Linked DNA regions of Mus musculus: region 1 is linked to region 2. The links are chromatin loops, found by intact Hi-C in ENCODE. Cell type or tissue: left cerebral cortex. All regions are shown on one strand. Each heading gives the region's core, and the rest is flanking DNA. Links, peaks and the distances in the headings are about the cores only. Region 1 overlaps Ptprn2 (protein tyrosine phosphatase, receptor type, N polypeptide 2). Region 2 overlaps Ptprn2 (protein tyrosine phosphatase, receptor type, N polypeptide 2).

Region 1 (15,670 bases), core at 2,342-10,341, 150 kb before region 2:
GTGATAGGGACCAGAATGCTAGTGTGGAATTTGAAAGGTGTAATATCTACTTGTGAATGAGGACTGTAGGAGCCTGGAGACCAGCATGGACTTTGATATGAGAGGTGCCATAGGTATATGTCAATGGAGAGCCAAGGCCATGGTGAGGCAGCCCCATGGTCCATATGGCTTAGGGTCTCTAGCCAATGAATGTCCTGGCTTGTCATTGATGACCTTCTCCACAAGAGACAGTGGCATGAGGGTCTTCTAAGTCTGTGCCAGGAGGTTTACAGTAGACTTCAGCTCAAATGTCCCCTTCTGATTTGGGTGCCACATTAATGAAAAATACCGGATTCCCACACAGTTCCATGACAATTGATCCCTAATGATTTCATTGAAGCCATCATGGTATTTAATCTTAGTTAGGGTTTCTATTGCTATGATGAAACACTATGGCCAAAGCATCTTGGGAAGGAAAGGGCTTACTCACCTTATTCCTCCATATTGCTGTTCTTCATAAAAAGAAATCAGGACAGGAACTCAAGCAAGGCAGGAACCTGGAGGCAGGAGCTAATGCAGAGGCCATGGAGGGGTGCTATTTATTGGCTTGCTCTTCATGGCTTGCTCTGCCTGCTTTCTTATAGAACCCAGAACCACCAGTCCAGGGGAGGCACCATCCACAATGGGCTAGGCCCTCCCACATCAATTATTAATTAAGAAAATGCTTTATAGCTCAATTTCATGTTGACACTTTCTCAACTGAAGTTCACTTCTCTCACATGACTTTAGCTTGTGTCAAGTTGACAAAATCATCAACACACAAACGCAATGATTCAGTGGGAAAAGTGCTTGCTGTGTGAGGATCCGAGTTTGGATCCTCAGAACCCATGGAAAAGCTGGGCATGGAGATCTACATTGTAACTCCAGGGCTTGTGGTGGAGGCTGGGAGCTTGCTGGCCAGCTGGTCTCAAATTAGTGAGCTCCTGGTTCAATGAAAGACCCTGTCTCAAAAAATATGGTGGGGAAAGACATAGAAAGATGCTCTACATTGACTTCTGGCTTCCACATGAACATGCACCCCAAACATGTGTATGCACATGCACACACACACACACACACACACACACACACACAAACACACACCACACTACAAACCAACATCTGGCTTCTTGATAGTAGAGATCAAGCTTGTGGTATCGTAGCTAAATTCATCTGGGCTTCAAAGCTGCTGGCAAAGGCTCAAAGGACACCGTTCATGGACCAACCAGACCAAAAGGCTCATGACGTCTGTGAGAAAAGAACTCTTACTGGTGGAACTAAAACTGCTTCCTTGTCTCTGTACTTATCCTGACTGTAGTCAGTCTCCACCTGCCCACCTGCAAGCATTCGTATGGGTTCATGCACTGATCAACCTCACTGGGCTCCTTCTGGATTTCCCTGTGTGAATGGCAACTAATTGTGTCTAAAGCCAAAGGACAGCTCAATCAGATCTTGAGAGCCTCCAGGTATGCAGTGTATAAGCCCCAGGCACTGTGACTCTGGTGGGTTATGAGTGAAGCTGGTACTCTGGTGAGCCATTTCTAGCTCAACTTGGCTCAGCCAATGGTGTGATGAAGAAGATGGACAAGAGGTAGCTGCCTCAGGAACCTGTGTACTTCCCTAAGCCAGAATCCTGATGGGCGAATCAACTGCACCATGCTATGATGACCCACAGACTTGCGACCCTGGCTGAGATATCTGAATGGTAAAAAGTCAGGAGAAAGGCATGAGTAGTGGGGGCCCAATGTGCGAGCCCTCTTCCCCAGCATGAGTGGACATGCTGTATGTGGAGTGTAATGGGGGAGTTCACTGCTTTCTCCTGGTGTCAAAGATGCATCTGTTTCTCTGCATGGAGTCCACGAAGGGAATAGCACACATGAATCCTATGGCCCTGACCTTAGCAGGGCATCTCTCAGTTTGCTGTTAGTTAGGTCTGATCTCAAGTGTGGCCAGTTGTCTGCTATTCAGACCTGTCTGATGCCCTCTGAGCTCATCTCTTGGTTTTCTTCTTTCTTGATTGTAACATGCCACTTACTCTTCCACCACTGTATTGCCATGAGAGGCCTGGGAAGATGTTCTTTCCTTCTGCCCTGCCTCACAGTGATCCTTTGGTGTGTTTACAGTGGGGCAAAGCAGGGAGTGTCCACATGGCCACTGTGTGGTACTATCCTTCTTTGCTAAGCCTATCCTTCACTTTGGGCAGCCTTATTCCAGAGATGTATTGCTCTGCTGGTCATGGCTACTAGGGTACCTCAGTGCATTCTCTGAATTATGTTCATCTTCATCAGGATGCAGAAGAAGTGAGACATCAGTAGACCCCTCTCTCCCATTCATGAGCCCTCTCTTTATTGGAGTCAATTTGGTAGCCTTGTGCAAGGTCAGAGGTTAGCTGCATCAGAAGACGTAGGTGTAATGTATGGCATTTGGGGGAAGGGCTTAAAATTACCCAACAAATATTGAGTACCCCATAGAAAACGTTGAGTGCATAGTAGTGCACATAACCTAGAACTTATCTCCATGGGGCTTGCATTCTAGGGGGCCATTTTGATTTTCCTAATGCAAAGCTACTCTACTGAGAGTGTGGGAATTTCAGTCAGGCGTGACAGTAGAAGTAGGAGCCTCTCTTAGCCTAGGGTTGCAGTTTTGAGTGAGTTTACCATTTAGGATATAGGTGAACCTGTGCATAGAGGTTACATTCCTAACCCAACCTCTTTAGCATGACCCTGAGATGTGCTCCTCCTAGTGGCAGGGACCCCATCCTGCAGCAGCCTTGGAGTCAGTACAGGTGTGCCTTGTCCTGCAGCTTTCTGCTCACAGAGCCCTGCAAACCTGTGTCATTGTTCTTCTCAGATTCTGGACTTTCCTGGTCCTCTCCTTTTCACATTTAGTTTTTCAGCTCCTCCCCTGCTGTTTTGGACATGGATCCTCTTCTCAAAAATCTAATCTTACCCACTATGATGACAACATTCTTGATTGTTAGGGTAACTACATCTGGAATTAACTAAAACCCAAGCTTGGTATACTTGTGAGCGATTATTTTCTTCATTAAGTGATGTTGAAGTGGGAAAGCCCACCTTTCATCTTTCGACGTGGAAGATCCACCTTTAACCTGGGCCAGGCCTTTTGCTGGCATCCTATTTAAGAACATGGAAGATGGAAGCTTTTTGTTCTTTGCCTATTGCCCCCACCCTCCCCAGCAAGACCATTCCTTCTCTGGCGTTAGAGTTTACTTCTTCGTTACTCCGGTGTATACTGAAGATCAGCTGGGACATCCAGCCTCATAGACTGAACAACTTCTGTATTCTTGGGCTTTCCATTGGTAAACATACATTGTTGGACTGGCTGGGCCACAGCCTGTAAACTCTCTCTCTCTCTCTCCCTCTCTCTCTCTCTCTCTCTCTCTCTCTCTCTCTCTCTCTCTCTCCCCCCCCCCTCTCTCTCTCTCTCTCACACACACACACACACACACACTCATTCTGTAGGTTCCTCTAGAGAACCCTGGTGAATACATTGACAATCTGGACCAATGGGCAGGAGACTGCAAGAGAACCCAGTGGCCCTGTCTGAGCTGCAGTGAATTTACATAAGCGGTCCCCAGCTTCTTATGTCCTTTTCTGGGCATCTGCTGGGCTTCCTGTCAGACACTGGGAGCCACTGTCCTTTCCATGACCCTGTCCCTTTTATTCTCCTCCTTCAGTTCCTTCCACCTGTTTTAAAGATGCCTTTCTCCACTGATATGCCTTCAGGGTACTCTACTCTGCAAAGACAAATGTCTAAAACTGTACCTCTGCCCTTCCTGCTCTTGTTCTCCCGTAGAGAACCTTAGGTCCTCCAAGACCACAGGGCCCTGTGACTACTGCTGCTGTCCAAGGTGTCTCTTCTGATGCCGAGAACCCTCCAGGTCCTCCCTGTGGGTGATTCTTGTTTTTGCTTTCCATTCTTTATCTTGGTTTGCACAAATCTTCTCTTTCAAAGCTGGGCTTTGGACATTAGCAGATGGAGTGGCATTGCTTGTCACTGGGAGAACAGCCCAAGGTTATTTTCTGCTCAGCCTTTACCTGTCAAGTGAAGCCATCGTGGTGATTTTACATGTTCTGGGAGTAGGCAGGACTGTGGGGACTGTTGGTTGGCATTTGAAGAGCTAACCTGGTACGTGCAGATCTGCTGACATGGTAGGGATGCCTCTGTCTTTGTGAAGGATACTATATGTGGGGCTCAAGGTTCATGAGAGTGACAAAAAGCCCTAAATCCTGCATCCCTGTGTGGCTGCACCCCACAGGAAAGTCTGCACTCATGGCTAGGGCCAGGAGGCTGGATTCAGTGCTGGAGGACTCTTTTTTTCAGAGCAAGGCAGGGTCAGTGACTTCAGTATCTTGTGTTTTGGATCTAATTGAAACAGAGACCAGGGGTTAATGAGCACCAACTACTTTCATTAGGTTTACATGGACTTGACCTCACAATGATGCAGGAACAACACCGATAATCAGAGACACTGGCAGCAACTGCCATACAGCAGCCTGTTGATTTTGATGGCTATAATTTTGTTATGATTCAAGAAGATTTTGCAGTTAGGTTTATGAGGAGTTTTGTGTCTGTTAAACATACAGAAATAAAGCTAAATAAAAACCTTGGAAATCTACGTAAATATGAGTGTAGAGATGGTAGGATGCCTTGGATTTCACAAAGTCTGCTCTGTCTACCTAAAGTTTGGACAAAAACTGATTCAGCCAGTTCCCTAAAAGGAACATCAATATGTTATTCCCTTTCTTTTGTCAAAGTTTATGGAATGTATAGAGTCTGTTGAGTTTCCTTGTAGTGAATATAACATCTAAATATTAAATCTCAGACTTCAGGAAGAGTCATAGATTGGACATGGTAGGTAAGGAAGGAAGTATAAATGCCCTATCTCTTGCATCCCCAGGTGGGATGATTCTAGTGCAATGGCCATTTTAGTATCTGGAACATTCCTGTGAGACTGACTATGTGCCAGGCTGTGCAGTGCTAGCTGACCTGAGAGCATATGAAAAGAAATTCAGCCTCCCTGATCTCACTTGTCCACTGTGCTTCCCCCCACCCAGGTTTTGCTGTGTGCACATGTGTGTGTACATGTGCATGTGTGTGCATGTGTGTATGTTCATATGATGTGTGGTATGTGTGTGCACATGTGTATGTGTGGGTGCATGTGCATGCATCTGTTTGCATGTGTGTTCCTGCATATATATGTGTGGTATGTGTGGTGTGTGTGGTGTGTGTGTAGTGTGTATGTGTGAATGTGTGCATGTGTGCATCCATGTGTATGTGGTATAGTGTGTGTACATGTGCATGTGTGTGTGCATTGGATAGGCTTGGGGGCAGAAATAGGAACAGAAGTTTGCCCGAGGAAGAACTCAATGTCATCTCCTTCCCCTGACACCTACCCTGGCTCATCAGGTGAACATGACTGCCACCCAGCTTTCTCTACATCTTTGTTAAATATAAGTGGACAGCCCAGGATGACTGGACACTTTGAGAAAACCTGCAGTAAAAGACAGGAGACACAGGAAAAGAAAGTGTAGAATAGAGAGAACACCGAAAGTAAATAAATACAGAGTCACAGCTCCCAGAAAAGCAGAGAGCTAGGACAGGGATCTGACAAAAATTGTAACTGTATTGGAAAACAGTGTGCGTGTGACAGGAGTGTGCTGGGTGCAATGGTGGACCGTTCGTTTCCCATACTGAGTTCTATGTAGCACTGACCTTGAAAACCCAAGAAGATACCACATGAATATGGCATTACAGACTACTGCCACTATTCTTTACCACCCAGAACCTGATGTTAAAATCTATTGATGAAGATGCCATATGTTTGAGTGAGAGGACTTGGAGAAGTCAAGCTGGCACCAACCTCGAAGTTTCTATCTATGCTGGCAAGCTTTCACAGTGCTGGAAGGTTGCATGTCTGCTCCTGGGGGAGAACAGTTATTGGCAGCCTTATCTAGCAGTGATCCCTGTGAGCTATAGCCATGACTGCCCTGTCAAGATGCACCCGCTGGTGCAATAATGGAGGAGTATTGCAGGAATAACTAACACTCTCATCTTGGGTTTAAAGTCTCCTTTACAAGTCCTCAAGTGAAACTGTGTGGTCTTTTGATGCCCTGCTTTCTAGGCAGGATGCTATTTTGATATTTAAGCCAGAGCTTACATATTATCTTTCTGGGGAAGTCAGGCAAATGTGTGAGAGATGTGAGGACAAGATGGGGTGTCAGGACTGCAGGAGGGGGTTTATGAGGTCTTTGTCCTGTTGTAGATTCTCTGTTCATGCAGCTTTGTGTGGAGTCTCTGAAGAGTGGATCCACACTGCTCACAGCTTCTAGGCAGTTTAAGGAAGAGCCATCATGAGTGGGAAGGCTCTGGAGGGTTTCTGACTGCCGTCCCCAGGTGTACAGCGTGTACACTCATATGAGCATCACTCAGAAGGAAATATGTGCATGTCTGTTTTCAGAGCCTAAGGCCTGATCAGATGAGAGAGGTCATAGACCTGTGCCCCTCAGTGGCTGAAGGCAAGTGAAAGGCCTGCTTCAGTGGCCAGCTAGGGTGGGATGCTGCTTGCTTAAAAGATGGGAATTGATGTGTCTGCCTCAGGTACATCTCGGGGCTGTTGTCCTCTGCCTTCACTGTTCTATGCTTTTATCTGTCTTGGGGGAATTTTGCCCTGGAGGACTGCTTTGGGCTCTTGAAAGTCTAGTGTGGGGGCTACTGCAGGTCTTTTGGTGTTCATGGATGCAGCCACTGTGTCAGAAGACAGTCACAGCATTTATTGGTGATTGGAGGAAGCCACAAAGATGTCTTCTGCGACACCAGCTCAGGGCTTGACCCTTCCTTCCTATGCACTGCTTACACACTGCAATGATCTCTATGCCATGCTGCTTTCTGTCTCAGTCTCTTCCTATGGGTAAAAATGTTCCAAAGTCATTTTGTGTCAAAGGTAAGAAACTCACATTGGCTGGGCTGGCAGTCTCCACAATAAGTGCCCCTCAACCTAGCCCTTCCCTACGCATGTCCACATGGTCAGAGGCAATTCATTTGCTTTTACCAAGGACACCTCAGTCAAGTAGATAGTTGCTGCTGCTCTGTGGTCTAAAGCCAGCCCCCCACCCAGTGCTATGTTTGGCTTGCCTAGGCCACTGTCAGCCCTAGAAAGGGTCTACTCTTGGTGTTGCCTTGTCCTGTCCCCTGGGTCATTGAACCTGGGGTGATTACTCCTTACCTGGGTATGAAGGTGCCAATAAAATGGAATGCCTGTCTGTCCCCTTTGTTCTTAGAAAATTGCCTGCTTAGCTCAGAGCTGTCTTACCCAAGCCTGGGCAGCTTCAGTACCCTGCTCACTACTGTTACTGTCACCTGGGCGTTGGCAGAGATGTCCCCTTGTATTCTCTAATACCATGTAGTATTACTGGTACCACAGCATCCTGACAGCCTATGTATGGCATTGGTCCTTTAACTGAAACTCAGCTTCTCAAGGTGGGAATGTGTGGGTACATCTAAGGAGAGCTGAGGCCATTTCGTCAGAGCTCCATGAACAGTGGGGTCACCGTGATAGTTGGCTCAAGGGGTGTAGAAGGGTAGGAAATGAATGGCCCAGGGAGGGGCAGATCTCAGAGAAGGAAGGCCTCTCAATGAGAGTAGAACTTTGAAGTGACTTGCTGGTACACATCTGGTTTTCTTTGGTTGTTCTGAGCTAGAGGGAGATACAAAGTTTGGGAAGCTGCCCATCATTAGCAGAGCTCTGGTATCCTGGCTGGTGGTCAGGTTATGTCCTAGTCACTGTCCTTGTGTGCACTGTCACTGACCTTGTGTGCACTGTCACTGACCTTGTGTGCACAGTCACTGACTTTGTGTGCACTGTCACTGTTCTTGTGTGCACTGTCACTGACCTTGTGTGCACTGTCACTGTTCTTGTGTGCACTGTCACTGACCTGGTGTGCACCATCACTGACCTTGTGTGCACTGTCACTGACCTTGTGTGCACTGTCACTGACCTTGTGTGCACAGTCACTGACTTTGTGTGCACTGTCACTGTTCTTGTGTGCACTGTCACTGACCTTGTGTGCACTGTCACTGTTCTTGTATGCACCGTCACTGACTTTGTGTGCACTGTCACTGACCTTGTGTGCACAGTCACTGACCTTGTGTGCACTGTCATTGTCCTATGTGCACTATCACAGTCTGTGGTTAGAACTGTTGTAGTGGAGCTCCAAGACTGAGATGAGTACCATCCAGTTCTGAGAAAGGAAGACTGTCCATTTACCTCTTCTTGCCTAGGCATCACCAGTTGTCTCAAAGCATGGCAAGGAGCACTTAAGGGGCCCCTGGTCTCAGGGAGCTAGCTCCCCAGGAAGGGCCTGGTTGTATAGGGAATTAACTTCTCACATGGGACCAGGGAAATGGAGAGTCAGCTCCCAATCAGGGGCCCGGACATATGGATCAGCTCTGCATGAGGGTCTCAGTGTGCAGAGGACAAGCTCCCCATTAAGTATGTGGGAATACAGGGAGTGACCTACTCCTCATGAGGGGCTTGGGCATAGGGAGTCTGATGCCCATAAGGAATCTTTGGGTGCAGAGGTATGGCTTCCTATAAGGCACTTGAGGCTGCTGGAAGCTGGGTCCCCAAAGAGGGACCCCAGGCTGATGGCAGAGACTTGAGGGAGGGAGAAGGAGGAGAGTAACAATCCCTGCAGCTAGATTAGGGTGTGGTTTGAGGTTGGGCAGGTGGGGGAGGAGAGGGAGTAAGAGCTGAGAACTAATGTTGTGCCTCCCAGCTACTTTGTGGGAGAAACTTGCAAGGTGAAGAGCTGGCTCAGGTCAGCCTGCTCTGTCAACCATCAGACTCCCATCCTCCTAAGCACTAGTTAATTCAGCTTTGACGAACATAGAGTAACCACAGCATTTGGAAGAAGCACCAACCAGCCATGAGAAATTGGTTTGAAAAAAAACAAGAAATCTTATCTGTTGAAAATTATGCCCCCCCAAAGAATTTCTGTTGCCAGGTGCAAGGCTTCTTGAGCAGGAAATCCAGCGAGGTCAGAGGCTCAGCGGGGCGCTGGGTGGAGCAGGGGCCTTTCTGTTGTCTGAGGGAAGCTCTTTCAGCCTCGGATTCATGCTCTAAATGTCAGCTCTCACACTGGGAGCCATTTCTGCATCATTTATGTGGAGCTGAAGTCAGGGGTGGTTCTGCCAGGCAGCTCTTGTAGAGACAGTCTCCACACCCACGGGAACCTGGCTGAACTTCAGCTCTCTTCATGGTGTTAATTGGCGAGCATGTTAAGTACACTTGACCTTTTTAAATTTATAACCACGGTGTTTAAGTTTCCTAGGTGTTTGCAGGATTTTCAAACTTAGGCTTTTGACTGAAAAGGAGAAAAAAACAAAACCTGGGGAGCAGGGGAAAGCGGGGCTCACACCCTGTGCAACCCGATGTTTTCAGGTTTTTTCCCCTTGGCTGTTCTGTCCTTCTGCCTTTTGCGGCCAGAATCAATGGGTTTGATAAGATATCCTCAGGGATGGGGGCTTCTCTAAAGATTTCCCTTCTTCATGGAGCTTGGGGCCCACAGGTACTCTATGTTTACAGACATGCACTCTGCAGGCTCATTTTGGTTGTAGCTGGGCTGTTGGGGAAGGGGGGAGGGGAAGGGGGGAGGGGGGAGGGGAAGGGGGGAGGGGGAAGGGGGAAGGACACACAGAGGGAGGCAGATGCTCATCTGGAAAGCAAAAGATCCAGATCCCTACCTCTGCCACCTGCTCTTATTATCCTTTTGTCCTTAGTGGGGGGGAAAATTACTACCCAAATCCTACCAGCTGGGATGAGGACCTCAAAGTCACAGAGAAGACTTTGTGATAGTGATGGCTATAAGGATAGGGTGTCCTATTTGCAGGGGACACTTGGAAGTCAGCCTTCACTGCGGTTTTGTAATGTCACTTTGTGAGCAGATCATACTATGTGCAGAGCTGAGTTTCCTCAGATACCCATGCTCACCCTCATTGGACATGGGCAGTGCTGGTCAGGGCTCTGGATGGAGTTGTGGGTGTGGGTTTTACATGGCTCCACTCTAGTTAGGGCACTGGGCGTGATAGAGTACTGGGCACTGTTCTAGGCAGAGCAGGGTTTGAGAAAAAGCATTGGGTGGGGTGCCTTCAAATACATGTGTGCCTACTGAGCACTCTGAATATCCAGGAGAAATGGTCATTTTTACAAGGTCGGCTGACAAAGGCAATAGAAGGCCCTTTGTTGTGTTGGGGACTACGTTGGTTTCTAGGTCTAATTGGAACCTTTCCTGGTCCAGACAATGCTGGAGTTACTGATAAATCCCTACCATCCCAGCTCCCCCCATACTGACAGTCCTGTTTATTTTGCCATGATGTCCAAAGTGAGTCTTTGTCTTTCAGAGCATCAGCATCTTTCCTAGCTCGTCTCTATGTCCAAGACCTCAGTAATGCTGATGGCTGCCCCTGTTCTCCTTGTCAGAGAGACCAATATCATGGGAGCTCCCAGAAGACATACATAGAAGGAGTATGAGTGGGGGTTTGTTTTATGTTCTCCTGGTTCCCTTCAGGAGGGCTGCAGTCACTGGCTGCTGTCCCTAGGCCAAGGGTTACTCCAACATGTCCTCAACTTTCCTCCTCTGCTGTATTCTCTCATATGAGCATGGTAAGTCATGGCTGAATCAGCCCATCATATTCCCAAGCCAGCTCCTAAACAGTCCCCACCTGACTGCTGATTACTGGATATCATGTCATGGGGGTGAATGTATTTCTGCTTTGTTTTAAAATTGGTTGGCACCACACTGCCTATGGGACTTACTTGCCTGGTGCTCAGATCTCTGCTTCCTTGGAGGACTGGCATGATCTGGCATGACTTTCTTCTGTGCTGTCCAACAGGCTTGGATCTCAAGCACAGATCCTGTGACACCCAGGCTAGCTTCAGTCTCACAGTCCTCCTGTCTTGGCCTTCGGAATACTGAGATCACAGGTGTGTGATATTTCACTCAACTCAGAGAGGCTAAAACCTTAAAAGGAAATAGCCACTTCCACTTCATGGAAGATTGGAGGGATGTAGGGAAGAACCAAGTTCAAGGCAGAGTCAGTGTTGAGTCTTGGGTTTATGCTGTTGATGGGGAAAGGTAGATATCCTTCAGGCGTCCTCAGACTTTTCCTGGAAGCATTCATGTTGGATGAGGCTCACGCACATTGTGAAGGGTCATCTGTTACTAAATCCCACTGAATTTTATGATGTATCAGTGAAGTCTTTTTTGCAGGATGTGGAATGCGTCAGACGATATCTCATACCAATCTTCCTAAGGACATCCCACCATAGCATAAACTCAGAAAGCACACTCTGTTTTACATTTTCCAGTGACTTTCTAGAAGGATAAAACAGAAAGCATCCAGTTAGCACACCTCCAGTTGGACAAATCTCACTGAGTCTGAGACAATCCACCAGGACTGTCAAGACTTTACAGCTACTCTTCTAGTCACATCCCAGGTCTTTCACTTCCTGCCAGGTGTCAGTCGGTGATAACAATGTGTTGGGAAGCTCAGGTGTTGATAGGCCTGTTTCCTCTGCTGGAGTGAGCTCTAGGAGGTACCTCCTCTCTTTGCAGCTTCTAGCTCAGTAAAGGTTAAATCAGTGAATAAGGACAAATGAGGGAAATGTGTGGCAGAGCCAGGCCACTCACCTGCTGACACTTCCTGCTCATCACACTTGTGAGGGGTAATAAACTTTTCCAACATGGAGAAAGTGGGTGAGGAGGTAACACAGTTCATGTTTGCATCTCTCAATCCATCTGAATCCATCTGAAGGAGAATGAACCAGATGGCCTCACAACAGCTGCTGATATAGGCTGACTAGCATTACACCTTTGCCTCAGTACAGTGTGAGCTACTTCTGAGTGTGGAAAACCATGTGGAACCAGGAGATTGTGGCTGTGCAGATGATGTCTGGTCTCTGCTGTATCAAGAAGTCATTCGGCTAGGGGGGGTCTGGCCAATGCATCCTGCTTATGAGGCCTCAGTTGTTGGTGGGCTGAAGAACTTGCTCAGTGAGAGAGGAACCTCAGCTCTCTTCAGCCTCACACCATGAGTAGTGGTGCACTGTGGCAAAGGAATTACTACTACAGAGGAATTACTCTGCAGTGGACACAGCTCAGAACCTCAGGGGCACAGAAAGAAAGGCAACGGACAAGATAAACATCCTTTAGAGACTTTGTGCAGAAGAGAGGGGTGAACAGAGCCTGGAGTGAGGCAACACCTTTGGGGAGAGTCACCCATCTGTTTGTAATACACAAGGCTTGCAGAAGAGCTGACTACTTTATTCTCTACCTTGTTAAAATGAAAAGTCCATGAGAAGAGGGCCTTTGACTGCTCTGAGACACATGGTAGACCAGTGGCTCTCAACCTTCCTAACGCTATGACCCTTTAATACAGGTCCTCATGTTATGGTGACTCCCAAACATAAAATTATTTTTTTGTTGCTACCTCATAACTATAATCTTGCTACGGCTATGAATCATAATGTGAATATGTGATATGTAGGATATCTGATATGGAACCCTCAAAGAGGCTGTGACTCATAGTTTGAGAACCACTGCTCTAGATTCTGCTGGCTTAGTTGTCCTGTGTCTTGGAATTATTTATTATAGTTGGTGTTACACAAGTCTGAACCAATCTTCTTGCAAACAGTTCTCTTCTTTGAAAAGGCATCTCCAAAGAGAAAATATATATGCATATATATTTCCTCAGAGAAAAATGCATTGTTTTTTCAGTTTGAAGCACTGGTGTCCCTTCTGTATTCAGTGCAGTGATGGTGGCTCTATGGTTGCATCTCAGCAAATGCCCCTGTGAGCTGGTGCATGCTGCTGCTGACTTCAGGGTATGATTCTCTGTGTCTATCATCATGCCATTGAGTTCCATGAAATATCAGCTCTTAACTATGCAGAAGACATTTTCACAGCAGATATTTCAAGACCCTGGAAAGACGAATTTACCCAGAAATACATTGGTAGCCTTATCCAAGGGGCTCATGGTAAGTGACTAGATGTGGTAGTGTTAGATGAATTGTGGGGTAGATCTAGGAGCCTCTCTGTAGGTAAGAGGAGAAAGAGGCCTGATTCAAAGAGGCAACTTTCAAAGTGCTCCCTGTAGGTGGCTGAGAGCTAACTCCATTGTTCCTAGAAATATGTATGGCCTGTGACGTGGGAGCTCCTTACCTAATGTCCACCAGTCTTCTCCTCATTCAGCTATTGACTGTGCCTAACAACTCTCAGGGCATAGGTGACCCAGGTTCTCAGCAGAGGGGTCTCATCATTTACCCCAGTTTTCCTACTCAGGACACTCAGGTGGTTGGATTTCTGACCTTGGCCCATGTTAGGAGGGAGGCTCTGCTTGGCTATTTATGGTGATCAGAGTCTATCTTAGACCTCCCTAGAAATTACTTCAGCCTCATATTGTTAGTCTGCGATTCCTGTAAGCATATTTAAATTCTTTAATTTCTTGTTCTTAATAAGAAATTTAACTATAGTGGCCAGGTGCTTGAGCTGCTTCTGAACCCAGGGAAACTCACAATTAGGTGTCCCTTTTTGAGGATGGCACTGATAATACTTTCTTTTCAAATGAATGATTTTGATTGGCACCTGTTATCCCAGTACTGATCTCGTAAGCCAGTTCCAAAGGTCCAAGACCCACAATTGTCAGATTTCTTTACAGCAATGATCCTATTTTTTATGGTACCAGTTTTCTATTTTAGCTACCTTTGTGCTGTTATAACCACAGTATCTGACAGAATATTTTAAGGCAAAGAAGGTTTATTTGGACTCATAGATCCAGGGGATTTTAATCATCTTGGAAAGGATGGCACAATTGATCTTGTGGGAGCAGGAACACATAACAGTGGCTCTGTATATCACAAAAGACCAAGAAGCAGAGAATGAGGCTGGGACCAAGATCTGAAGTAGAGCCTTTAAAGGCTTATTCCTAGGGGCTCTGGCTAGGTTACATCACCTCAAGATTCCACAGGATCCTCCTAAAGGGTCCCCAAATATACTACCTCCTGGGAAACATGGTGTTTTACAGTTTTATTCCTGTGAACAGACACCATGACCAGAGCAAGTCTTGTCATGTGTGTGTATATATATATATATATATATATATGTATATATATATATATATATGTATATATATATATATGTATATATATATTATACATACATACATGTACATATATACATATAGTATAGAGAATAGAGTTTATTCAGAGCATGGGGATGGTAGTTGAAAGAAAGGCAGAGAGAGAGAGAGAGAGAAGAAGAAGAAGAAGAAGAAGAAGGAGGAGGAGGAGGAGGAGGAGGAGGAGGAGGAAGAGGAGGAGGAGGAAGAGGAGGAGGAGGAAGAGGAGGAGGAGGAAGAGGAGGAGGAGGAAGAGGAGGAGGAGGAAGAGGAGGAGAGGCTGGCCAAGAGCATGTGGAGAGAGGGGAGGGGAATGAGAAGAAGAGAAGGGGTAAGGAGCAGAAGGAGAAAGCAAGAGAACAAGAGAGCAAGAGCCCAAGGCAACTCTTATAATGACAACATTTGATTGGGGCTGGCTTACAGGTTCTGCGTTTCAGTCCATTATCATCAAGGCAGGAGCAGGGCAGTGCCCAGGCAGGCATAGCACAGGAGGAATTGAGAGTTCAACATTTTGTTCCGAAGGCAAATAGGAGAAGACTGGCTTGCATATGACTAGGAGGAAGGTGTCATTGCCCATTCTCACAGTGACATACTTCCTCCAAGAAGGCCACACCTACTCCAACAAAGCTACACCTCCTTATAGTGCCACTCCCTGGCACTATATTCAAACCACCATATTCTAATCCCTGGCCCCCATAGGTTTGTTCAAACATATGAGTCTATGGGGGCCATACCTAGCCATAGCATAATAAAAAATATAGTTAGTCCAACTTCCAAAGTTCTTATAGTCTATAGCAGTCTCAACAATGTTAAAAGTCCAAAGTTCAAAGTGTTTCCTGAGATTCATCCAATTACTTAACTGCAACCCCCAAAGCAAGTCAGGAAACCATCTGGGCAAACTCCAAACTCTGCATCTCCATGTATGTCAAAGCAGCCTTCAAATCTCCAACTCCTTTTTGATTTTTGTTGACTGCAACAAACTTCTTTCTCCTGGGCTGTTTCCACTCCCTGTTAGCATCATTCCTCAGCAGATATCCCATGGCTCTGGCATCTTTAATACTTTGAGATCTCCAAGTCAACTTCAATGTCACAGCTTCTTGTTCCAATGTCTGGGTATCCACACATTAGCTTCTGGGCTCTTTCAAAGGGTTTGCTTCACTTCTCCAGCACTACCCTCTGTAGCACTCTAGGCTCTGGTTGACTTTACTGCTGCTGTTGTTCTTGGTGGTCATCCCATGTCACTAGCATCTGCAATAGGGGCATCAGTATTATGGGAGTAACCAACTGCTTTTTAAAATTGGAGTTAAGGCCTACATTCCTGATATCATAAATGAAGCCTAAAGCCTGGGACTAGATAGGTTATGGGATTGAGGGAAACCTACACCAAAGGAACATAGAAATAAAATGACGCCTAAGGACATATGCTATACCCATAGGTCAATGCACCACTTAGCCC
Region 2 (15,670 bases), core at 5,357-13,356:
AAGCTTTTCACTAACCAGAAGGAAAATGCAGAGAAGGGCTGGAAAAATAATCTGCAGTTTAGCTAGGGAAGAAGTGCAAATGCATTTGAATTGGCCGCATTCGTTAAAAGCCACTGGTGCTATTGAAGAAAATCCACACACTTTTTACTGGGAGAATAAGCAAGATGCCCTGAGAATAAGATCCCAACAAAGGCTCCAGGGAGTAAAATCAGGAAACCTGTCTGAAAGATTTTTCCTTAAAAAGAGAGAACATGGGACTGATGGATGGTTGGCGATTATGAGCACTTGCTGCACTTTTAGAAGGCCTGAGTTCAGTTCCCACGTTGTGGTTTACAGCCAACTGAGCTGCAGTTCTAGGGGATCTGAGTCCCTCTGGGTACTCTAACTGTGCCAGTTATGCACATGACATGCATAACAGCAATGTGAATAAATTGTGTATTTTTAAAGCCTACAAGTGGGTAGATGGGAGCACAAACAAGGCTGGCTAGGTTTTTCCAGGTGTAGTCACATGGGTACCCAGTAGTCACTACCGCCACATTCAAGGGTCCTGGCTACTCCTCCAGATTTCGGCAGAACTTGGTATTGTTCATGTGGTGCTGCTGTTGGAGACATAAAGAATATATGACTGTTCAGGTCAGGGAGGACAACATACAGATTTTCAAAGAATACTTAGAAGGCCAAGCAGTGTGTATTTGGGTTATATTGCTTATGCGATATTGTCATATTGTTATATTGCCGCAATGTACAGTCCTGTCATGGTGATGTATGAAGCATCTTTAGTTAATGTATAAGTCCCAAGATGTAGGTGATTTCATGAAAAAGGACTGTCAAAGAAGAAACTATAGATAACACATATAAGAGAGTGGCTATGCATGCTTAGGCAGCAAGTCTATAGGAACAAGGCTGCTCAAGCATGTTGGAGCTCCCATGATACCATACGCCATCCATAGTGACATACATCTGCAGGACTTGGTGACTGCCATGGTTGGTTTCTATTCTGCACTGGCTCAATCTTTCCTGCTATTCTGTTCCACTCTTTGGGAATGTTCACTTTGTGTCACTGGATATCCAAAGTATGTACCTTACTCTTTATAAAGGTTCACAAGTGTCTTAGACTTTTCTTATTGTGAAGAGACACCATAACCATGGCAACTCTTACAAAGAAAAAGCATTTAATTGAAGCTGGCTTACAGTTCAGAACTTTAGTCCAATATCAGCATGGCAGAAAGCAGAGTGGCTCACAGGTACTCTTGGTGCCGGAGAGTAGCTGAGAGTTCTATATTTGGATCTACAGGCAGCAGGAAGAGATTGTCACACTGGGCATGTCTTGAGCATCTGAAACCTCAAAGCCCACCCCCCTTTGACTACTTCCTCGAATAAGGTCAACCTTCTAATAGTGTCACTACCTATGGGACTGTGGGGGTCATTTTTAGTCAAACAACCACAATAAGTTAAAGCTTACCTCAAGTCTCAGAAGAGTGTTGGGTATTTTTAATGGTATAGGAATTATGGAGACTCTTGAAGCTGGAATGAATGTAGTTTGCATTATAAAGTGGCTAGACACCTGTGGGGACAGAGTGTAGACCATATGGTCTGAAGATGAATTATCTGCACAGGGTCATAGAGTTTTAGACACTTTCATAAATGCTTTTTTTTCCCCCTCAAAACTGTGCCCTGAGCTGCTCTCCTGTGACTGTGCATGGAGTCTCTGCTGCCACATTTGCACCAGGGTCTTTTCTTTTTCTTTTTTTTTTTATTAGGTATTTTCCTCATTTACATTTTCAATGCTATCCCAAAGGTCTCCCATACCCACCCCCCCAATCCCCTAACCACCCAATGCCCCTTTTTGGCCCTGGTGTTCCCCTGTACTGGGGCATATAAAGTTTGCAAGTCCAATGGGCCTCTCTTTCCAGTGATGACCGACTAGGCCATCTTTTGATACATATGCAGCTAAAGACAAGAGCTCCCGGGTACTGGTTAGTTCATATTGTTGTTCCACCTATAGGGTTGCTGTTCCCTTTAGCTCCTTGGGTAATTTCTTTAGCTCCTCCATAAGGGGCCGTGTGACCCATCCAATAGCTGACTGTGATCATCCACTTCTGTGTTTGCTAGGCCCCGGCATAGTCTCACAAGAGACAGCTATATCTGGGTCCTTTCAGCAAAATCTTGCTAGTGTATGCAATGGTGTCAGCATTTGGAAGCTGCTTATGGGATGGATCCCTGCATATGGCAATCACTAGATGGTCCATCCTTTGGTCACAGCTCCAAATTTTGACTCTGTATCTCCTTCCATGGGTGTTTTGTTCCCATTTCTAAGAAAGGGTAAAGTGTCCACACTTTGGTCTTCGTTCTTCTTGAATTTCATGCGTTTGGCAAGTTGTATCTTATATCTTGGGTATTCTAAGTTTCTGGGCTAATATCCACTTATCAGTGAGTACATATTGTGCGAGTTCCTTTGTGATTGGGTTACTTCACTCAGGATGATACCCTCCAGGTCCATCCATTTGCCTAGGAATTTCATAAATTCATTTTTTTAATAGCTGAGTAGTATTCCATTGTGTAAATGTACCACATTTTCTGTATCCATTCCTCTGTTGAGGAGCATCTGGGTTCTTTCCAGCTTCTGGCTATTATAAATAAGGCTGCTATGAACATAGTGGAGCATGTGTTCTTCTTACCAGTTGGGACATCTTCTGGATATATGCCCAGGAGAGGTATTGCAGGATCCTCCGGTAGTACCATGTCCAATTTTTTAAGGAACCGCCAGACTGATTTCCAGAGTGGTTGTACAAGCTTGCAATCCCACCAACAATGGAGGAGTGTTCCCCTTTCTCCACATCCTCGCCAGCATCTGCTGTCACCTGAGTTTTTGATCTTAGCCATTCTGACTGGAGTGAAGTGGAATCTCAGTGTTGTTTTGATTTGCATTTCCCTGATGATTAAGGATGTTGAACATTTTTTCAGGTGCTTCTCTGCCATTCGGTATTCCTCAGGTGAGAATTCTTTGTTCAGCTCTGAGCCCCATTTTTAATGGAGTTATTTGATTTTCTGGAGTCCACCTTCTTGAGTTCTTTATATATATTGGATATTAGTCCCCTATCCGATTTGGGATAGGTAAAGATCCTTTCCCAATCTGTTGGTGGCCTTTTTGTCTTATTGACGGTATCTTTTGCTTTGCAGAAGCTTTGCAATTTTATGAGGTCCCATTTATCGATTCTTGATCTTACAGCACAAGCCATTGCTGTTCTATTCAGGAATTTTCCCCCTGTACCCATATCTTCAAGGCTTTTCCCTACTTTCTCCTCTATAAGTTTCAGTGTCTCTGGTTTTATGTGGAGTTCCTTAATCCACTTAGATTTGACCTTAGTACAAGGAGATAGAAATGGATCAATTCCCATTCTTCTACATGATAACCGCCAGTTGTTCCAGCACCATTTGTTGAAAATGCTGTCTTTTTTCCACTGGATGGTTTTAGCTCCCTTGTCAAAGATCAAGTGACCATAGGTGTGTGGGTTCATCTCTGGGTCTTCAATTCTGTTCCATTGGTCTACTTGTCTGTCACTATACCAGTACCATGCAGTTTTGATCACAATTGCTCTGTAGTACAGTTTTAGGTCTGGCATGGTGATTCCACCAGAGGTTCTTTTATCCTTGAGAAGAGTTTTTGCTATCCTCGGTTTTTTGTTATTTCAGATGAATTTGCAAATTGCTCCTTCTAATTCGTTGAAGAATTGAGTTGGAATTTTGATGGGGATTGCATTGAATCTGTAGATTGCTTTTGGCAAGATGGCCATTTTTACAATGTTGATCCTGCCAATCCATGAGCATGGGAGATCTTTCCAACTTCTGAGATCTTCTTTAATTTCTTTCTTTAGAGACTTGAAGTTCTTATCATACAGATCTTTCACTTCCTTAGTTAGAGTCACGCCAAGGTATTTTATATTATTTGTGACTATTGAGAAGGGTGTTGTCTCCCTAATTTCTTTCTCAGCCTGTTTATTCTTTGTGTAGAGAAAGGCCATTGACTTGTTTGAGTTTATTTTATATCCAGCTACTTCACCGAAGATGTTTATCAGGCTTAAGAGTTCTCTGGTGGAATTTTTAGGGTCACTTATATATACTATCATATCATCTGCAAAAAGTGATATTTTGACTTCTTCCTTTCCAATTTGTATCCCCTTGATCTCCTTTTGTTGTCTAATTGCTCTGGCTAGGACTTCAAGTACAATGTTGAATAGGTAGGGCAAGAGTGGACAGCCTTGTCTAGTCCCTGATTTTAGTGGGATTGCTTCCAGCTTCTCACCATTTACTTTGATGTTGGCTATTGGTTTGCTGTAGATTGCTTTTATCATGTTTAGGTATGGGCCTTGAATTCCTGATCTTTCCAAGACTTTTATCATGAATGGATGTTGGATTTTGTCAAATGCTTTCTCAGCATCTAACGAGACGATCATGTGGTTTTTGTCTTTGACTTTGTTTATATACTGGATTACATTGATGGATTTCCGTATATTGAACCATCACTGCATCCCTGGGATGAAACCTACTTGGTCAGGATGGATGATTGTTTTGATGTGTTCTTGGATTTGGTTAGCAAGAACTTTATTGAGGATTTTTGCATCGATATTCATAAGGGAAATTGGTCTGAAGTTCTCTATCTTTGTTGGGTCTTTTTGTGGTTTAGGTATCAGAGTAATAGTGGCTTCATAAAATGAGTTGGGTAGAGTACCTTCTACTTCTATCTTGTGGAATAGTTTGTGAAGAACTGGAATTAGATCTTCTTTGAAGGTCTGATAGAACTCTGCACTAAACCCATCTGGTCCTGGGCTTTTTTTGGCTGGGAGACTATTAACAACTGCTTCTATTTCTTTAGGGGATATGGGACTGTTTAGATGGTCAACTTGATCCTGATTCAACTTTGGTACCTGGTATCTGTCCAGAAATTTGTCCATTTCGTCCAGGTTTTCCAGTTTTGTTGAGTATAGCCTTTTGTAGAAGGATCTGATGGTGTTTTGGATTTCTTCAGGATCTGTTGTTATGTCTCCCTTTTCATTTCTGATTTTGTTAATTAGGATGCTTTCCCTGTGCCCTCTAGTGAGTCTGGCTAAGGGTTTATCTATCTTGTTGATTTTCTCAAAGAACCAGCTCCTTGATTGCTTGATTCTTTGAACAGTTCTTCTTTTTTCCACTTGGTTGATTTCACCCCTGAGTTTGATTATTTCCTGCCTTCTACTCCTCTTGGGTGAATTTGCTTCCTTTTCTTCTAGACATTTTAGGTGTGTTGTCAAGCTGCTAATGTGTGCTCTCTCTAGTTTCTTTTTGGAGGCACTCAGAGCTATGAGTTTTCCTCTTAGGAATGCTTTCATTGTGTCCCATAAGTTTGGGTATGTTGTGGCTTCATTTTCATTAAACTCCAAAAAGTCCTTAATTTCTTTCTTTATTCCTTCCTTGACCAAGGTATCATTGAGAAGAGTGTTGTTCAGTTTCCACGTGAATGTTGGCTTTCTATTATTTATTTTGTTATTGAAGATCAGCCTTAGACCATGGTGGTCTGATAAGATGCATGGGACAATTTCAATATTTTTGTATATGTTGAGGTTTGTTTTGTGACCAATTATGTGGTCAATTTTAGAGAAGGTACCATGAGGTGCCGAGAAGAAGGTATATCCTTTTGTTTTAGGATAAAATGTTCTGTAGATATCTGTTAAGTCCATTTGTTTCATCACTTCTGTTAGTTTCACTGTGTCCCTGTTTAGTTTCTGTTTCCATGATCTGTCCATTGGTGAAAGTGGTGTGTTGAAGTCTCCCACTATTATTGTGTGAGGTGCAATGTGTGCTTTGAGCTTTACTAAAGTTTCTTTAATGAATGTGGCTGCCCTTGTATTTGGAGCATAGATATTCAGAATTGAGAGTTCCTCTTGGAGGATTTTACCTTTGATGAGTATGAAGTGCCCCTCCTTGTCTTTTTTGATGACTTTGGGTTGGAAGTCAATCTTATCAGATATTAGGATGGCTACTCCAGCTTGTTTCTTCAGCCCATTTGCTTGGAAAATTGTTTTCCAGCCTTTCATTCTGAGGTAGTGTCTATCTTTTTCTCTGAGATGAGTTTCCTGTAAGCAGCAAAATGTTGGGTCTTATTTGTGTAGCCAGTTTGTTAGTCTATGTCTTTTTATTGGGGTGTTGAGACCATTGATATTAAGAGATATTAAGGAAAAGTAATTGTTGCTTCCTGTTATTTTTGTTGTTAAAGTTGGCATTCTGTTCTTGTGGCTGTCTTCTTTTAGTTTTGTTGAGGGATTATCTTCTTGTTTTTTTCTAGGGCGTGGTTCCCGTCCTTGTATTGGTTTTTTTCTGTTATTATCCTTTGAAGGGCTGGATTCGTGGAGAGATAATGGGTGAATTTAGTTTTGTCGTGGAATACTTTGGTTTCTCCATCTATGGTAATTGAGAGTTTGGCTGGGTATAGTAGCCTGGGCCGGAATTTGTGTTCTCTTAGTGTCTATATAACATCTGTCCAGGCTCTTCTGGCTTTCATAGTCTCTGGTGAAAAATCTGGTGTAATTCTGATAGGCTTGCCTTTATATGTTACTTGACCTTTTTCCCTTACTGCTTTTAGTATTATATCTTTATTTAGTGCATTTGATGTTCTGATTATTATGTGTCGGGAGGAATTTCTTTTCTGGTCCAGTCTATTTGGAGTTCTGTAGGCTTCTTGTATGTTCATGGGCATCTCTTTCTTTAGATTTGGGAAGTTTTCTTCAATAATTTTGTTGAAGATGTTTGCTGGTCCTTTGAGTTGAAAATCTTCATTCTCATCCACTCCTATTATCTGTAGGTTTGGTCTTCTCATTGTGTCCTGGATTTCCTGGATGTTTTGAGTTAGGATCTTTTTGCATTTTCCATTTTCTTTGATTGTTGTGCCAATGTTCTCTATGGAATCTTCTGCACCTGAGATTCTCTCTTCCATCTCTTGTATTCTGTTGCTGATGCTGGCATCTATGGTTCCAGATTTCTTTCCTAGGGTTTCTATCTCCAGCGTTGCCTCACTTTGGATTTTCTTTATTGTGTCTACTTCCCTTTTTAGGTCTAGTATGGTTTTGTTCATTTCTATCACCTGTTTGGATGTGTTTTCCTGTTTTTCTATAAGGACTTCTACCTGTTTGGTTGTGTTTTCCTGTTTTTCTTTAAGGACTTGTAACTCTTTAGCAGTGTTCTCCTGTATTTCTTTAAGTGAGTTATTAAATTCCTTCTTTATGTCCTCTACCATCATCATGAGATATGCTTTTAAATCCAGGTCTACCTTTTCAGGTGTGTTAGGGTGCCCTGGACTGGGCATAGTGGGCATTCTGGGTTCTGATGATGGTGACTGGTCCTGGTTTCTGTTAGTAGGATTCTTACGTTTACCTTTCGCCATCTGGCAATCTCTGGAGTTAGTTGTTATAGTTGTCTTTGTTTAGAGATTGTTCCTCTGTTGATTTTGTTACCCTCTATCAGCAGACGTGGGAGACTAGCTCTCTCCTCTGAGTTTCAGTGTTCAGAGCAGTCTCTGCAGGCAAGCTCTCCTCTTTCAGGGAAGGTGCACAGTTATCTGGTGTTTGTACCTCCTCCTGGCTGAAGATGAAGGCCCAAAACAGGATCTTTCCCAGAAGCTGTGTTGCTTTGGCAAGGAAGGTGGCCGGTTGTCTGGAGCCGAAGATGGCACCGCCTCGGAAGCTCTCTGGCTCTCGCCTGTCCCAGAAACTGCTGGTCTCTATATTCCACACCCTCACCCGTGCAGCCTGCCCTCCGCGGAGTCCTGGAGCCAAGGAGGCTCCCGCCGGGTCCTGAGGCAGAAACCTCTCGTGCCGGGAAGACCCCTGTGCTCTCACCAGGAAGGTGGCCAGTTGTCTGGAGCCGAAGATGGCGCCGCCTCAGAAGCTCTGTGGCTCTCGCCTGTCCCAGAAACGGCTGGCCTCTGTATTCCACACCCTCACCCGTGCAGCCTGCCCTCCGCGGAGTCCTGGAGCCAAGGAGGCTCCCGCCGCCGGGGCCTGAGGCAGAAACCTCTCGGGCTGGGCGCCATAAATGCTTTTGTTGTATTTATTTGTGTGTGTGTGTGTGTGTCTGGACATACACATATGTGCAGTATGGCTTGCATGTGGAGGTCAGAGTATAACTTGTGAGAATTGATTTTCTCCCTATACCCCGTGCGTTCCTGGGATTTAACTCAGGTCATCAGACTTGGCAATATTCACCTTTAATTACTGTCTTAGTCAGTGTTCTATGCTGTGGAGAGGCACTGTGATCACTCATAAAAGAAAATGTTTAATTGGGTCTGTTGCTTAGAAGTTTAGTAATAGCAAGGAGAATGGCAGCACACAGGGAGACATGGTGATGGAAAAGTTGAGAGTTCTACATCTAGATCTGAGGGCAGCAGGAAGAGACAGAGGGCCTGGCTTGAGTCCCTAAAATCTCAAAGCCCACCCCCCAGTGACACACCTCATCCAACAAAGCCACACCTCTTAATCCTTCCAAAAAGTACTAGTCCCTGCTGACCAAGCAGTCAAATATATAAGCCTATGGAGGCCACTGTGATTCAGACTCCCATACCCAGTGAGCAGTCTTGTTGGACCCAGGTTCATGTTTTGAGCATTTGGTCTTTGGCTGTTAATACTCTTTTGAAGGTGGTAGATCTTTTTGCATGTAGATCCTGGTTTTTGGAAGAAGGTCTTTAGGCACATTCCTTTGAACATTATTAGGCTCTGGGTCCCAGTGCCTACTCTGTTTTCTTGTTTCATTATGGTGCTGCATGATTCTGCTGCTATGAACTCCGGCATGCCTTCATCACCATCCTATATTGAAATGTCTTGAAACCGTAAGCCAAAATGAACTTTTCTGTTCATTTTGACATGTTTCTGTCAAGTATGTTGGTCACAAAGATGTGAAAGTAGCTACCGCTGTTTCTATTGACATCGTAACATAGGATAAGTATCTCGTAGATACATGTGGTCTAACAGGATCTGCAGCCATATAATACTTGCCCTGTGGGGAAATATTTTCCTGGACTGTGCCAAGGATAGGAGTTACAGGCTTGCCAAAGTAACCTCTAAGGAGTCTTGGCGGCACTCTGCTGCTCTGTGGAATTTGAGGTCCATGGTAACACTGTTTCCTGTGGGTTGCCACTGGCAGCTGTTGAGAAACACTTCAGTTGGTCTCTGATCTGCCTGAGCTGTCCTTGTGCATTTGGAGGGCCGTTCTATCCTGCATCATCAACATCAATGTGCAGCTTCCCCCTCCAGAAGCATCTTCATTGCCTCATAGAAACACACCTGCCCTGGGTTAGGAGAACTAAGTCAGTGGTACAGAAGATATCATGGTGTGCTTGTCTACGTCTTTTGAGAAATTCTCACATATGCCTTGTCACGTTTGCCAACCTCACATGAAAGAGTTGTATTGTTCCTGGTAGTATATATTTGGAATGGAATCAGACACAGAAAGGTCTTGAAGGTAGACTGGGAGAAATGAGGGCCTGGAATGAAACCCCAATGTTTCTCAGCAAGCAACTTAACAATCTGCCTTAACTTTTGCTTTGATATAATGTGGATGTCTTGACAGAGTGTAGGACTAGAACTGCCAGTCTTCCTTTTCTTGGGAGGAGAGATGACTTCACTCTATCCCAGCTACCCAAACACTTGCTGGTAGGTAGTGTCACTGAAGGTGAAGAACCTGGGCAGTTGTATCATCATACCTTCCTTGTGTCACATGGGAAAGACAGTGCACATCCAACCCAGTGCACTTTCCGATGGTTCTGTTCTCTGCCCACTTATTTTCTGTCCCTTCCCCCATGGGAACATTGGATACCTCACTACTCCAGGAATACCACTTTCTTATTTGCTTGCTGACTAAATTCCTTAGAGTCTCTCTAGAGCAGAAGGTCTGATAAGCTGACAGTCTGGAAAGGAGATGGGACCAATGTCCTCCAGTGAAGGTAAAACACTTCAGCAAAGGGTAAGGCCTTCTGGCAAGGGGCCATGGGACTGAGAATCTGTGGTAGGTTCTTCCACAGATCCAATGTCCATGGCTCCCTCTGGCATGCCCATGTGGAAGGAGGCTTTGTTTGTTGTGCACCAATCTCCTAACAAGTCCTGTCCTGTAGCACCCTGTGGTGGGGCTGGAAGTTATATAAAGAAAGGCTGACCAGTGAAAGTGAAACCTCAGGCTCATGAGTTCCTGCTTAGTTATCCATGGCTTTGCAAGAATATCTCTAGGTTCCAGATTTTAGGAATGAGAGCTGATTAGATCAAAGACATTTGTATTCATTTCCCCCACAGTTAGTACTCAAAACGTATTTTTTAAAGTGTATGTAAATCTAGCTTGGCATGGAACGTATAACTGAGTCCAATCTCTTCTTCCCTGCTGGCTTTAGTTCCTGGCTACATGTTGAGGAACATGGGGCCAAACCTACTTTTATCTAGACAGCCTAGGAGTGCAGGAAAGCCAGTTGGGCCTCCTTAAATAAAATGACATGTTCCCTCCTCCCCTCCCCACTGCAGCAGCCCTGCTCCCAGCATGTTCCTTCATTAGGAAGCCCCAGGGTTGTTTATGTTCTAGGTGACTTGGATAAATGCTGCAGGTGGCAGTTATGCCCCTGGTTTGTTCACTGAGTTGCTATAATGTCTTGCATCTTCTTTTATTCCACCCATGAGTTAATGACTTTTGTCTCTTCCTTGGTCCTTAGCACTCCTTGCTTGTCTCAAAGAATCCATTTTGTTCTACCAGCTCTGAGAGTAGGGCACGGGCACTTGAGGCAGGCAGATGGGGCCTCCTGTCAAGTCTGTGATGCTTTGCAGAGACACATCCCTTGTTTGCTGTGATAACCAGGGCAGAGTGAACAGAGGGTCCCAGCCTCCAGCTCTGGAGTCCCTGTGGAGCACATACCATCCAATAGCCCACAAATAATTTAGTAGCAATGTGTTCAGGTTGGACTGCAACGAATACAGGTCTGATGCTTTTCACTGAGCTGTCTAACTGGTGACACCACTCTCTACCCAGAGGCATAAGGATGATTTTTCCCCCTCCAAGTAATTGGCATCTAGAGGTTTGGCAGCAGCATGGCATGTACTGTTCCTGCTCTGATTCTTTGCAGCAGAGAGGATGGACCAGGAAACCTGTCAGACACATGGATCTGAGTGAGCATAAATTCCACCTGTGACCAGCATTAGGGATGAGTGCTGGTTACCATGGTAACCCACAGCCTCACTCAGGGAGACCACAGGGAGATCTTGACTTTGGACCTTTCATTTCCAGAGAGATAAGGGTGTAACATGGGGTAAGAAGGCTGGAGTATGGGTGATTTGTCTTGCCCTGGCCTTGATGTGTTGATATGGCACACGTGTATTTGTCTGCCTACTCCCCTGGGGGCCATCCTGTTCATGTGGTCCTGAGGCCCCACCAAAGGACTTCTAACAGAGAAATGGGTGTTTCTGCAATGGCTCTGTTTCCAAGCTTGCTTTGTTTAATTCATGATGAGCCCTGTGGTGTGAATGTTTGTCCTCTGTGGACAGCATGCTATGAGGGGAACAAGTCCTTCAGAGAGAAAGGGCAGTCTTCATATCATTTTGCCTGCCTGGCTCTGGGTTCCTGTTTCAGTATCCCAGTAAGATATTCAGATCCTTTGTGACCTCCATCAGCTGTCAGGTGTTTTCTCTCAAAGATGTGCATGGCATTTCTTTGGTTCTATGTAGCTTATGGATGCACGAAGAACCACATGGCCAACTCCCTCTTCCACAGCCATCGCCTCCTGAATTCCATTTTATACTCTCCCACTCTCTGTACTCCTCACAGCTGAGCTAAAAACATGTGCCATTTCCTGCCAATGATTTTGCATTTTTTTCTTTTAGAAAATTTTTGCACACTAACTCTAAAGTCAAATGAATTATTGGCTCTACTCTAGCAGACAGCAGAGCTGCTACAAATGTCTTTCATGACAGCACAGTTAGAAAAGCAAACTGATAGCTGCTTAAAATGAGAGTGCTCAGTATTGGGTGATATCTATTTGAGAGGAAATATTAGGACTGTGTCTTAGAAATCAAATGTGATTGCATCATATCTTAAAACAACGGGGGGTGGAAAACAGGGAAATCCAAATTGAGGTTCGGCATGGGAAATACGTGCCTCTTGAAAAGTACTGCTTTCTTCTATAAGTCTGTATTCCCTCCATTTTGGTGTATACACGTGCATGTGCATTTCTGTAGTAGGTGTGTAAACATAGGCACATTTGATGTGTTATATTTGCATGTGTGTGTTCTGTTGTTTGTTCATTTTTAAACTGTTTTGAAATTTTTAAGTTCATTGGAAACACTTAGATTTTGGATTCAAATAAGTCTCTCTCTGGCTGTAGAGAGAACCTAGCTCACAGCTTGGTTGTCCCTGGGCATCAGCAACTATGGCACTGCTACATCTGACATGCAGGCTGGCCACTCTGTTCAGGGGGAAGCAGGCTTTCTATGCTGCAGGGCCAGGAACAGGGCCTCTGCTGGGGAAGAGCAGAGCTTTTGCTTCTTACACTGTGGTACAGGCACTCAAGCTGTCCTCAGAGTCTCCTGAGATTTAAGTGGGGGGCCCTGGGTTTAGAATTCTGTTTTAAGCCTTCTAGGGTCTGACACATTTTTCTCCTCTCTCAGAAATGTCCAGTTCTGTGCCCTCAGAAGCAGAGTGCTTTTATATTCATAAGCACAATTTTGTCACTGCAGTGGCTGTCATGGTGATAGTGACACCAGCAGTCCTTCTGTTTCTTGGTCCCGGGGATGTGCAGTGTGGGGTTAGGAGCAGGGGCCAGTGGTACCTTCCTTTCAGGTTGGATTCCTGTTCTTTTCCTTGCTGGTTCAGTATCTGAACACACGACCTCAATTCTCTCCTCTGGAAATATGGGTCCCAGCCTCCCTCTTCCTCCTCTCTGTGAGCTAGAGTCTCCTTGTCTTCCCTCTTCATGATCGTTGTGACCTTCCATACAAGAGAGTACCCACACTTGTGCAGAAAACCTTCTTCTGAGTCCACCCCCTCCCAAGACTTTACTGACCAGCTGCTGGAATAGCGCCTTCCCTCCCATGATGGCTACTGTATGACCAGAGCCTTTCTATCCAGGCTGATCAGGGGAAGGCAAGGCAGGAAGATGCTCAGTCTACGTGTTGACATGTTCCCTCTGGAGTCACCTTATGCCAGAAACATGCTCTGGCCACTCAACCACCCGGCCACTCCCTGCCACCTGCCTCCTCTAGCTCATCATTCTTGCTCCTAGAAATGTTTCCCTGTTCCTTAAGCGTTCACTTTTGGATTATTGTCATTAAATTTGCTGTTCTTTCCCTCATGTCATGACTCACCCACATATAGGAGGTAGCCTTAGTTGTTAGCTCGATGGGGCTGAATTACCAACACAACCATATTATTTTGGTTGCGAGAGCATTCTGTGTCAGCCCTTTCCAAAGTTCAAAAGCAAAAATAAAGTGTGTTCTGTAGAATGTAGTTTGTCCCACTTTGGAAAGTTCTGTGTACACAGCGTGAAATGCTCATTCTCGCTCTCCCCACTTCAAACCGCCTCTGTCAGCACTTCCAGGTGTTCTTCCATCTCTCCAAAGGGCCTTTCTTCCTTGAGACAACACATCTGTCAGAATGGGTGGCCAGCAAAACAGATTATGCATTTAGTGGTAGAGATGCTGGCCTGAGGAGTGGTGACAGAGTCCTGAATGAATGTATATATTGACAAGGGAACGGCATGTCAAGAATGCCAGTTCCTCAGACTCATGGCTGTGGCAAGGTCTTCCCCTGGTTCAAATATGGGTGCTGACAGACTATGAAGAAATCATCAACCACAGCTTTCTCCACTGGGATGGCTGCAGTAGAAGACTGCTCCCCTACAGTGACTGTGCATCCCCACGATTAGCTAACTGACCGCCTTGTCCAGCAGTACATTATAAACCTGCTTATTCACCCAGCTCTGTATAATAAGCCAGTTTCCTCATTCAGCTGTATGTAATGAATGCATTGATTTTCTAGGCTGCTGGTGCATCTCCATCAGAGCTCATGGGCCCACTCCACACCAGCTTTTCTGCACATGTTATTTCTTTATTCCCTACTGCCCCAGTCAAGTCAATCCCAAGGCCATGAGGTGGCACTGGTCAGAGGGACTGGACTTGCCACAGGTCACTTTGGCAGTTCTCAGTATAGTCTGGTATCAAAACATTCCCAGATTGAACCTCTAGAACGACCTATGCGTGGGGCCTTTCACTGAAGCCTCAGTCTCCCTCTCAGTGCTAGAGTGTTGTGGAATCATGAGGAGCCCTCTTGTGCCTTGCTGTCCGTATCAAAAGGGCTCTTCTTTTAAATGTTGATTTTAATTTAATTGATGCTTTCCATGTTTTCCTCAAATCTTAGGAGTAATGTGTATCTAAATCTAATCTGTGTGTGAATCAACCAACCGATCACAGATACAAGAAAATTTCCATTTTCAGTAGTCTTTAGAATCCCACAGTCTTGTGTACTCAGGAATACAACTTGGTTTGATGGATAGAGAAATATCTTATGGCAGTCACCACTGTCAATCATGCCCTATTTGTTTTCCTATAACTGGAACCACCAAAAATGAGTTCCTTTCAGCTAAGGCTTGCTTAGCATGCCTGAATCAGCATATGTCCACCCATATCCATGAGTCAGGTGGGGACAGCTATGACACTAGACATGTAGAGTGATATGACCACCAAGCAGAAAGGACCTTCTGTGTTTTGGGCACTAGCTCTAAGCCAGCTATTTCTACACTCATCTGATTGGTCCATGTGGCCACCTCAGGAGATGTGTCTAAATTGGGTGAAAGCCACTGGAAGAGTAGATACAGCCTCTATGGACCGACGGAAGTGAATGTGGAAATGAAGGTCAGAGGACTCAGCTGCCAGCCAGTTGAAAAAGTGGAGTTATCTTGGCTTCTCAGAAGAATTTGTTAATATCATCCTACCCTAGTAGGATGTTCATTGGGATCATCCATCTCTCATAGTAGGGCTCCTTGGCATGGTTCCATCCTCATAAGTGCATTATTTGAAGTCACCTGCCATATTGAGGTGGTAATACTCTTGTGGGAAATTTTATTCTGTCATGCAGATAGCTCAGATGAAGAACTTTTGACTTGACCATGGACAGAGGTCATGGGAAGTACATGGCTCATCAGAGGCTTGTCTCTGAAGGGAGTCCATCAAGGAGCTCCTTCATCCCCACAACTTTTTATTCTGTGTTTCCTTGCTCTCACTTCCAATGGCCCAATAGCTACACTCCATAGGCTATGGGCTCCAGTTCAGGGGAACAGTCATACTATAGCATGGATGTCAGAGGCAGTATTGCAAGTCAAAGCCCAGGCTAGGAAACGTGTGTTCAACCCTGCCGAGAAGGTTTGTTCTCGTTCCTCCAAGCTCTTTCAACCCCTTCCCTTAACTCAGTTTGAAAGGTTCTTTCATGCCACTTCAGGTCAAGATATATTCAAAGGCTTCACCCCGACACTATTTTTATATGTTGTTTAGCTTTTTGTTACTATAAGAAAACACCCAAGATAATGATGTCACAAATACAAAATGTTTGCTTTGGCTCATAGTTTTAAGGTTCCAGTCCATGATTGGTTGGACCAGTTTCTCTTAGGCTTTTGATATTACCA

Evidence for each region. Hi-C counts contacts between places; a loop is a spot of excess contacts. Peaks named below come from ENCODE experiments on the same cell type or tissue, not always from the same donor. Only the 100,000 strongest peaks of a DNase experiment are listed, where the experiment ranks them.
Region 1: a loop joins it to region 2, with 2.3 times the contacts of the local background. A loop is called at or near these places in 5 of 42 quality-filtered maps.

Annotation. Positions count from the first base shown.
Region 1 is chr12:116,651,115-116,666,784 of GRCm38, forward strand. The region is part of intron 2 of Ptprn2 (protein tyrosine phosphatase, receptor type, N polypeptide 2); the gene reads left to right. Among named protein-coding and RNA genes, the nearest start is that of Gm31336, 98 kb to the right of the region's middle. In left cerebral cortex, for the core only: a CTCF peak has its summit at 2,771 (motif pointing left); DNase peaks (open chromatin) are centred at 5,993 and 9,226; H3K27ac peaks cover 1,510 bases.
Region 2 is chr12:116,794,461-116,810,130 of GRCm38, forward strand. All of the region lies in intron 3 of Ptprn2 (protein tyrosine phosphatase, receptor type, N polypeptide 2), which reads left to right. Among named protein-coding and RNA genes, the nearest start is that of Gm31336, 45 kb to the left of the region's middle. In left cerebral cortex, for the core only: no CTCF peak of the experiment used is centred there; DNase peaks (open chromatin) are centred at 9,754, 10,523, 11,798 and 12,603; H3K27ac peaks cover 3,302 bases.